Regions from separate parts of the Mus musculus genome. Here region 2 is linked to region 1. The links are chromatin loops, found by intact Hi-C in ENCODE. Cell type or tissue: left cerebral cortex. All regions are shown on one strand. Links, peaks and the distances in the headings refer to the core of each region. The heading gives the core; the rest is flanking DNA.

Region 1 (5,381 bases), core at 329-5,328:
GGCATCTCTCCCTCCTCATGACCTCACATGTTGGTATGCCCCAGGCTCAGTCCTCCCATCTCTTCTCTCTTCCACTCACTCGCTGGGTGACCTCATTCAGCTCATAGCTTAAAATGCCACATACACTGGGTGAGTCAAAGCCCCTCCAGTCTCTTGCTCCCCTGAACCTCAGCCTAGGTTACCGAGCTGCCACCTCAACACATCAGAGATGTCTAACAGCTATTTGTCTACCACAGCAGTCTTGGGTTTTCCCACTCACCCTTGCTCTGGAACTGTCTATTAGACCTTTTCGCCTTATCAATGAAGTATACCCAGAATATGATAGCACCCTGGTCACAGATGTTGTCTCTAGGGCCTGGGGTTTGGCCTCTACTCCTCACTGGCTTTGTACTCTCCCCACCTGCTTCTGAGGCTGTTCTCCACAGTGGCCATAAAAATAATAGAAGAAAAAGCATTTTACATGTCCACCATCAACATGTGCCAAGTCGCTGACAGAAATTCCAAGATGAGTCCTACCGTCCATGTGCACAGAGATTTGTGTGTCACCACGTCCACTGCGGTCTTGTTCACAGTAGTGGAAGGAGGACACAATCTACATACTTATTAACACAGCAATGAGCTGGGTTATATCTGCAGTGTGGTCATTAATAACTGGATCTTGCCTCTGATCAGCAGAATCTCGTAGATGGCTTTTCATCATTCTGAATGACATCTCTTTATGACCTGACCCCAGCAGGTCTCTCTGAACTTTTCTACCCTTCTCACCTCAGGCATTTACTAGTCCTTGAGTCAAAGCTTGTTGCCCTGAAAGGGATTGCACATGCTGGCTCTGGGCCTCCAGGTGCTCAGTAGCCCTGCGTCTTCTTGAGACTATCACACTGAGATTCACTTATCCTCTGAAAGGCCACCTTTCCTCAGAGGTCTCCACACACCTGCTCTACCTTCTCTCTTTGCCCTAGCTTTCTCTGGAGAGCTCACCACTGCCTGTCACTATATGACTTACCTCCTCTTCTGAAACATGAGCGTCGACGAAGGTGGAACTTGCTTGTAACCCAAGCTTCCAGAGCACATGGCCCATAGTCCGTGCTCAGAGATCAATACCAGTAGATTCCTTTCTATTCTATTTTACTTCTGCCTTTCCCTAGAGGTTGTTATTTTTATTCGTGAAATAAATAACTTTTTGGATTTCTAAAAAAGCATTTGTAAACATGGTCACACAGCTTTTCTGACTACACAAGCCTCATACTGTGTTTTTCTCACTTACTATATATTTGGATAGTTAGTTGATCCATTCATCTATGTATTTATCAGGTTATATCGCTAGACCACACTGCAGATATAGCTCATTGCCGTGTTAATAAGTATGTAGATTGTGTCCCCTTTCCACTACTGTGAACAAGACCGCAGTGGACGTGGTGACACACAAACCTCTGTGCACATGGACGGTAGAACTCATCTTGGAATTTCTGTCAGCGACTTGGCACATGTTGACAATGGGCATGTAAAATGCTTTTTCTTCTATTTTTAAAAAATCTTTTTATACTGCCAGCAACAGTAGATGAGTTCCTATCTCCCCCCCCCCAATCTTTGCCAGAACAACATATACAGGAGGATGTGACAGGTGCTGGGAACCAAACTCAGGTCCCCCAAAAGAGCAGAAGTGTGCTTAACCCCTGAGCCATTGGGCCAGTCCAGATTATTATTTTTTTCTTAAAATGAATACACAACACAAACCCTCAAGTGTTAGAGTTGGCTTTAGGTTTCCTGGAAGTTGTTGCACTCGGTGATTTATTATTTCTTAACAACTTTGTGGTTTCTACTGGGCCTCGCTAGAGTGTTCTCAAAGAACAGGAAGAGTTATCTGTTTTAATGACTGGGCCTGGCATCCAGAACACAGGCACAGGAATGAATACAAAGAGCAATGCCAAGCCAGATGAGATTGGGTTCACAAGCAGCACCTGGGGGCTTCTATGATGTAGTTGGTTTCAGCCCAGGACAAGTGTGAATGTTGGTTGGCTCTTGCTTGCTCTGCCTTTGTGGCTGCTGGCAGGCCATGCAATGAGGTTCAAAGGGCAGCCCCCCCAGCGTTCTCTGGTTTCATCAGCTGTTGAATGTGGGCCGAGAGACACTTTGCTGTAGCATCAGTATGTCAGAATTTGAAGAGTTCTGAGAAGTTAGCTAGTCTTATTATCTAGATGAAAAAAACTGAGACCAGAGAGACAGAGACACTTTAAACCTCAACCTATAAACAGTAACAGACAGTGGTCTTTTAAAATGTGCACTTATAGACTTAGATTGTTAGCTGCAAAAGCCCTTTTTGCTTTAACTTTCCTAAGAAGCAGAGTAAAAACCATTTATATGTTCCTGAACCCGGTGCACCCTACAACCTGCCCATGGCAGACATTGTTAATCAACCACAGAAAGCTCCAACCCAGCCTGAGAACCCTCTTTAAACAGTGCTTCTGGCAGGTAACTAGTCATAATTGAGCCAGGTTTTTATGTGAATTAAACATCTGTTTGTCCTTCCCTCGTAAACGTGTGACTCATGACCCAGTGCTAAGAGCCCTGGACGTTAAGCCAGGAGATTGTGGTTTTGACCCCTCAATTTGCTTTTCCTGGTTATGTTGTATTAGGCAAGTCATTTAACTTTCCTGGGACTAGCTTCCCTGAAATGAGGGAGTCAACTGGGATAATCATTAAGCGCCCTCCTTCTCTGAACATCCTTATGAGTTAAGGCATAGAGATATTGAGTCTGTGATTTTCATAGTTATAAGAAGGAAATTTGCATGTTACAGATCTGTTATTGGAATTCAGATGTCCATGATTCTAGCCTTTCTTGACTGCTGTTCACTAAATCCAGAATTTAGGCAATCACAGTGGTAAGGGGAGTTACTTAAATGGGGAGACTTACAAGAAGCCATTTTGGGCTAAGTGGGGTACAAATGGCCTCATGCCCAAGCTGGAGCTAGGCTTAGTGTAGCCAGCTCACCCTGCAGTTCAGGATCTTGAGTCACTTTTTCTTGATTTTGTTTACTCCTTCTGATGTGCAAGAGACCCTGCATTCATTCCCGTCTTAGCAAGGGGTTCTCTTTGGGCTCCTTGTCCCTGATCTCTCCGGACCGTGCAGTGACTTGACTCTTGTTTGCTTCCCAGGTTCCCCTTCCCTACGGGCATATCCTCTCCTGTCTGTGATCACCCGGCAGCCCACAGTCATCTCCCACCTGGTTCCCACCGGCTCGGGACTCACCCCAGTGTTAACTCGCCATCCAGTCGCCGCTGCGGAGGCGGCGGCTGCTGCTGCTGAGACCCCTGGTGGTGAGGCGTTAGCCAGCAGCGAGTCAGAGACAGAACAGCCCACGCCCAGGCAGAAGAAACCACGCAGAAGTCGCACCATCTTCACCGAGCTGCAGCTCATGGGCCTAGAGAAGAAATTCCAGAAGCAGAAGTATTTGTCTACCCCAGACAGGTGAGCCCCGTAGCGCTCTGTAGGTACCACCCGGAGAAGAGTTCTGTGCCCTATGGGTTGTGGATTCGCAAAGAGCACGTGCAGTGCTGGGTTACACTCGGGTCCAGATTTTATTCCTTTGCTGAAGTCCTGTCAACTTTGTGTTAGAAGAGGCAGCCCACCTGAATCTATCCCATCAGTCCACAGTGCCTGAATGGATGCTCTCTCCTCCATCTCGCCTGTGTTTCTGATTAAACCTCTTCAGAATACCAAGCAAAGGCAACTCACATTCTCTGTCTGGAAGCTGGCTTGGTTCTTAAAGCCCCAGACATCGCACGCAGTGGGTCTCGACCTGTGATTTTAGCCTTTCCTTGTCCTCTTGAATACCTGGCTGACTTGTATGGTGGCCTGGCTCTGGCCAGAAAGGCCTGGATTGATCTAGGTCAGGAGGTTTCTGAGACCTTAGTGGATTTGATCAGGATTAAAGCAGAGCCACTTGGCAGAGATCACTTAAAAACTGGAGGGAAGTCTCCTCTTTAACTCTTTGTAATTCATGGTTGGAATGATTGTTTCTCTAGAGGTCCTCTGTCTTTAATTTAGTGTCTTAATTACAAAATATGTCTGTTCCTTTATCTTACCCTGAGGTGGCTGAGCTCAGAGATGAGCCTACTTATTGGAAAACATTTCCAGATCTTTAAAATTATTATTGTTATTATTATTGCTAAGTGCTTTGTCCTGATTAGGTTGACCCCAGTCCTATGAAAGAGAACAGTAAACACCTGCAATTGAATGGCTGAAGCTATTTAGTAGTTGCTTAGGAAACAAACAGGAAGTGAAAGCACAATCTCCAAGTTTCCTCTTCTTCCTGTCAGGGAGAACTTGTCCAGTTGCTCCACAAGTCAGCTGCTTGCTGAGGACCTCTTGGGTGCTCCAATGTGACAGGGTACAGGGTGACAGAGAATACTCTGTAGTAAAACAGAGCCCTGCTTTAAAGGACATCATGGGTGTGGGGGTAGGGAGAGTGAGCCAGCTGTGGTGCCATATGTTGCCATAGAAACCGAAAGACATTGCTGAGCATGGCAGGAAAGCCTTTAAGAAGACTTTTGCTTCCAGAAGAGAGAGCATACTACATAGAGGAGACATCCCTGAAAGGCACAGACTCTTGTCTCACTTGTTGAAGGAACTACACATATGGGTACTTCTACTTTGGGTGTGGATGGGGGTGGGAAGAACCTTACATGCCTGACTGAGGACCAGGATCTTGCTACCGAGGCAGTCACTGGTCCATAAGATCCATTTTGGAATCACAGCTTCAGTAGCATTGCAACCGATGGATTATAGGCAAGTGAAGCCAGCCATGAAAGAATCTAGGGTTGGCTGTAGGGAATAGAGAGGAGAGCAGGGATGTTCTAAAATGGAAATGGAATGGGAATAACTGACCCTGGATGAGGAAGAAGGGTCCGGAGGTTCCTGAATGAGTCAGGCCCTTAGGGAACAAGGATGCGCTTCATGGAAGCTGAACGGCTGGAGACAGGCTGGGATGGACGAGGCAGAGTGAGCTTTGCTTCAAACATTCACACTGTGGTTCCATTTGGGCAGACGGGTCTGTGAGTTGGGAATTAATACACGTGATCCACGGGTTGCAGGTAACTAAGTTTCATGGACTTGTGTAGCGAGATGTAGCAGCCATCATTCTTAGTCATACTTTTGTGTATCTAAGCGGCTTCAGAAAGTATGGTTAAAAGTTAGGCTTATTTCTCAGAAAACCTGAGAGAGAGAGAGAGAGAGAGAGAGAGAGAGAGAGAGAGAGAGAGAGAGAGAGAGAGGTTAGTTCGTTCTTAATAAATCTATTGGGGCTTCCTAATACTTGCCCAGGCATCTCTCAGGTGACCCACACAGAACTGATTCACTTGCGCAGGGAGGAGGACTCCATCTG
Region 2 (5,381 bases), core at 275-5,274, 66 kb after region 1:
TTCTCTTCACTATTTAGTAACAGCTCTGAGTCTGCCCTTAAGACCCCTCTTTCTGTTTCCACCCTAGTATTGGCACCCTCTAAGATTCTGCCACAGTCTTCCATCCACTGGATAATGTCTTTCTCTCCTAGGACTTCAGTTGCTGACCCGTCTTACAGTGATGTTCAAATCAGTATCTTCAGTCTGGGTCATTATCTTAAGGCAATCTAACTCCATCTGCCAATGAGAAGCCTCTACCTGGAAGTAACTTAGGAATCTCAAGCTTGGGGTCATTTTATTTCCTCCCAAGTCTCACCTTTGACCTTTTCTCCTTTCTCTGCTTTCTGATAAAATGAACTATAATTCATTCATCCACCTTTATCAAGATTGTGAGAATTATCCTTAAATCTTCTCTCATTATTTATGCCTTCATACCCAACTTGGTACCAACTGTTCTTAAAAGTGCTGGTGGGTGAATCCATGCAGGCCCTTGTTGACTTTTGCATGACAACAACCTGTCAAATTATTTCCTGGTCTCTGGTCTCATTTCCTTCTCAGTCATTCTTTACTCTGCCCCTAAAGTAACCTTTTAAAAATACATGTCTAGACGCATAACTCCCAAGCTTAAATAACTTTAAGATTCCTGTTTGCTGAAAGAGAATGTGTAGAGTTTTGTGCGTGGTCCACAAGGCCTTCATGATTTGACTTCCTACTGCTGGGCTTACACACTACTTCTAGTCTTCAAGACTGCTCCACAAACACTAGCCTCAATAAGCTATCTGGAATTTCCTTTATACCCCAGAGTTCCAGGCTTAAGTTGCTTCTGCATATTCTCTTCCAAAGATACTAAATTTGTCTCAACTATCTTTCTGGCTCCAATGTCTCATCAATGATAATTGATGTGTCTATGTCTTCTTCCTCCTTGCCATCAAGACCACATGCTTTTTGAGAGAAAGAACATTTTTTCTCTGTCATCTTAGTTTCTCAAGAATCAATCCTGGTGCCTGAAGATGCTCACCAAATGAATAATGAATGAATGGTTGGAATGAGGTGACAATGATGCTCAGCTAAAAACAAAAGCTGTGTTGATGTAAGATGAGAAACAGTGAATTATTTTGGGCTGGGGTGTGGGAAGAGCTCTGAGAAGAGCCTCCCACACTTACCAGAATATCCCACCCTTCTAAATCCAGTGACTCACAGGACAGAAAGAAGCCTGGGGTGGGGCGGCACACAGGACACACATAGCAGTTTTGATTCTGCTTTTATCAATGAGTTGCTTAAAACAGTGCCTCTCATAAATGATTTCGGGGCTTATTTATTTATTTATTTATTTATTTATATTAGATATTTTCTTTATATACATTTCAAATGCTATCCTGAAAGTTACCTATACCTTCCCTCCGCCCCTGCTGCCCTACCTACCCATTCCCGCTTCTTGGCCCTGGCATTCTCCTGTACTGGGGCATATAAAGTTTGCAATACCATGGGGTCTCTCTTCCCTGTGATGGCTGACTAGGCAATCTTCTGCTACAAATGCAGCTAGAGAGATGAGCTCTGGGGGGGGGGGGTACTGGTTAGTTCATATTGTTGTTCCACCTATAGGGTTGCAGACCCCTTCAGCTCCTTGGGTGCTTTCTCCAGCTTCTCCATTGGGGGCCCTGTGTTCCATCTTATAGATGACTGTGAGCATCCACTTCTGTATTTGCCAGACACTGGCATAACCTCATACGAGACAGCTATAACAGGGTTGGGGGGCCTCTTCTATCAACTATATAGCTAGGGACAGCTCATCTCGATGCTCCATTTTGATCCTCTTGTTTTTCTGTAACTAGTAACAGAACGACAAGGAAGAAATGAACAAGGCTCGGCTGTGAATCACTTGGATGGGAAAAGGATAGAATGTAGAGGACCCAAGGAGAGAGATACTCATTCATACAAGTTTGATTTTTTTTTCCCCTTCAGAAGGCAATGCAGGGGTTGAGGCAAGAGAAAGACACAGATTTAACTGAGAAAAGATGGCTTTAGGAGTAGACCCATGAGCCAGTTTGACCTTTTGTTTTTTCACTGTGCTGGGGATAGAACCAGGGCTTCACCCACACCAGGGAAATATCCCACCACTGAGCAGTACCTGGTTTAAAGTGTTGTGGAAAGGATGGGACAGTAGATCAGGAAAAGATGGCAAAGAGGAAGAGTTTGAAATGATATTGGATGAAAGAATGGCCGTACATTCTTAGAAATCTACTGTTGAGATAGTGACCTTGGGCAGATAAGCAACCCTCTTGGTGCTGGCTTATTGCTTGGCTTGACTTAGTGTGGGTGTGTGTGTGTCTTATTTATAACAAAGCTTTAAAAAGTAGGGGGGGGGGAGTAGGTCTTCTTCACCCCAGTCAGCTCACATGCCTCACAGCAAACGTAGCCTGTCAAGCTTTGCCACTAGCTACCTTCTTTGGGACCATCCTTTCAGACTAATGGCTACAAGAACATTACAGATAAAAGAATATAAGGTGTTCTTTTATACAGATAAAAGAATATAATGATAATCATAGAGAGCCAGGTTATTAAGACTCCATGCCATTATCAAATACAGGTTTCACAATGAGATAAAAGAATAAGATAATCCCAATACTGTAACATCAAGGGAAAATAATACTTAGGAATACTAAAACATTGTTTATGCAAGTCTTCTAGCACAGAATGTTGTAGAGTAGTCACCAGAGAAGACTACTCAGACATGGGTTTATGACAATAGAAAGTCTTTATTAGTCAGGCAGTAACTGTATTAGGTGTTCAGGATTTCAGTGTAGCCCTGAGCCTTTTTCAGGGTGAGCTTTTAAGCACAAAAACCATATCCTAAGTTAACACACTTCAGTTAAAAAGAACAATTGGCCAGAATCAGAATGACAGAAGCCAAAAAGCAAGGTTAGAACATTTGGAGACTTTCCCATAACTTTGATGGATTAGGCCTTTGTTTAGTTTTGGCAGGTGGTGTGGCTTACATGCTCAATTTTACAGCCTGAATGGTACTTCCACCATGGAGTTAGTTATGCCGAAATCTTGGGGCCTACTAAGGTCTGTGGCTCTGTTACATTGATAGAGTCTATCTTTGCCTCTCTGGCACTCTTTTCTTCTTTTCAGTCTCTGTTGAGTCACTATGAGTAATCCACATTTTTTTTTCTTTTTTGAGATCGGTTCTTTTGTATCCCAAACTGGCCTTGAACTCACTATTTAGCCAAGGTTTGCCATGAACTTCTGACCCTCCTGATTCTTCCCCCTTGGTGCTGAGATTAAAGACACGTATTACATGCCTGTTTTTTTCTATTTTTATGGCATCTTGGTAATTCAACCCAGGATTTTGTTCATACCAGGCAGGCATTCACCTAACTGAGCTATGTCCTTCACCCAACATAGACTGAAATATCAAAATTGGTCACTTTCAAAGTATGTCTTTAGAAACCTAAGCCTTGAGTAGATTGGGTAAAGCAAGGTCTTAAATATTGGTAACCAGTCATTCGATGGGCCTCTCTAGTTACAGCTACCTCCATGATACTTCTGGAGCAATGTGTCTCTTTAACTGGTTTGTTCAGAATGAAAGAAGGAGAAATATGCTCATGGAAGGGACCTATCTATGAACACAGGTACAGAAAACTGAGGTGTCTGTGACTTTAAACTCCATGTTTAATATTAACATACATGTACACAATTTCTCTCCAAATTATACTAACTTCTTCCAGCGTTATGGCAGATTTAAAACAGAGATGAAGTTGAACAGCAAAAGGAAAATGAGATGCCCGCATAGTAAAGAATTCAATCACAATTCAAAGCTGGTGATAGAACAGCATCAAACAGCAGGAAGGATATATATATAGAAGATTGGAAGATGGCAGATTCCATCGCCTTGGAGATGCCGCACATACCCTAGGAGCAAAACCAGGGCGAGCTAAGCTTGGGGTGAGCTAAACCCTCCCTAATTGCTCTGAGACTTCAGGTGGGAGCTCTGGTAAGTCTGATTCTCTGGCCAGATTCTTTGCAGGCTCTGCCTGGCGAGGATCATGTCCACCTTGCTCACCTATGTGTGTACCACACAGAAGCTCAGTAATACGTGTTGAATCCGGGTGTTGTGCTGTACTCCTGCAATCTTAGCTACTGAGGGTCCGAGGCAGGAGGATCACAATTTCAGTACTAGCTTAGGATCCACAGAGGGACCCTGTTTTAAATTTCTTTGTTGAACTGCAGAAAATAACGACTGCCTTCCATTTCCCCCTTTATTGGAAAATAATTTTTTCAATATTATGATTTCCTCTTTCTACTCCTCCCAGCTTCTTTCTTCCACCCCTGAATCTAATACCACACCCTTTCTGTCTTTCATTAGAAAACCAGCAGGATTCTACTGGATGATGATAATAATAATAATAGTAATAATACAAAATAAAACAAAAACTAACACATTGGAATTAGACAAAACAGACGGAAGGAAAAGAGCCCAAGAGAAGGCACAGGAAACAGATTCTCATTCCCACACCCAGAAATCCCATAAAAACACTAAACTGGAAGCCATAACATTTAGGCAGAGGCCACTTTTTCTGCCTCCTCCATGGGGTTCCCTGACCCCTGAGTGGAGGGATTGATGGAGACACCCTATTTAGGGCTGGGTGTTCTAAAGTGTCTCGCTCTCAGTGTAATGGGTCTCTGCTTCTGTTCCCATCTGCTGTAGGAAGACGCTTCTCCAATGATGGCTGAGCAAAGTGCTGATCGATGACAATAATGAGAGACACTGTCATCAGAAGTAATTTTATCACTACATTTTCTTCTTTAGAACAGTAGTAATCTAGTTTTACTGTTGGTTCCTGGGCTATTTAGTCTCAGATTCTTGGTCACCCAAGCAGTGCTAGGTATGTGTTTCATCTCGTAGAGTGGGCCTTAAGTCAAATCAGGGATTAGATGGTTATTCCAATAAGCTTTGTGCCATCTTTACCCTAGAACATCTTGCAGGCAAGATACCATTGTGGTAGAACAAAGGGGTGTGGCTGGGTTAGTGTTTATGTTTCTCTTTGGGTAGTATGCAGAGCACTTTCCTGTACCAATGATGCTGGAATGTAGGGGTTAAAGCATTTTGGAGGCACCAGCTTGACATCTCCATGCTTATATTTGGCATGATCTAGAGTCTTCAAGGAGCATGCTAAATGCACATATGGCAGCTGGTACTGCACCTTCTGGATTGGAGTCTTCCAGTGTTGAGGTCTGAGCTTCTGATTTTTAGTACAGATCACAAGCTACAAACAAGTGTTAGGTATAGCTGTAAAAGGAATTAAAACCAAGGAGGAACCAGAGGAAGGAGAAAATATACAACAATGAATATATATGGCTCCAAGTCTAAAATGTATGCCATGGGTCTGGAGAGATGG

What was found. Peaks named below come from ENCODE experiments on the same cell type or tissue, not always from the same donor. Only the 100,000 strongest peaks of a DNase experiment are listed, where the experiment ranks them.
Region 2: a loop joins it to region 1, with 5 times the contacts of the local background. A loop is called at or near these places in 2 of 42 quality-filtered maps.

The regions. Positions count from the first base shown.
Region 1 is chr9:31,856,816-31,862,196 of GRCm38, reverse strand. It overlaps Barx2 (BarH-like homeobox 2), which reads left to right. Exons shown (of 4, transcript NM_013800.2): 2 at 3,154-3,466. Among named protein-coding and RNA genes, the nearest start is that of Gm31497, 46 kb to the left of the region's middle. In left cerebral cortex, for the core only: a CTCF peak has its summit at 3,326; DNase peaks (open chromatin) are centred at 3,376, 3,735 and 4,483; H3K4me3 peaks cover 656 bases; H3K27ac peaks cover 170 bases.
Region 2 is chr9:31,790,853-31,796,233 of GRCm38, reverse strand. No RefSeq gene overlaps it. Among named protein-coding and RNA genes, the nearest start is that of Gm31497, 110 kb to the left of the region's middle. In left cerebral cortex, for the core only: no CTCF peak of the experiment used is centred there; DNase peaks (open chromatin) are centred at 1,108 and 3,085.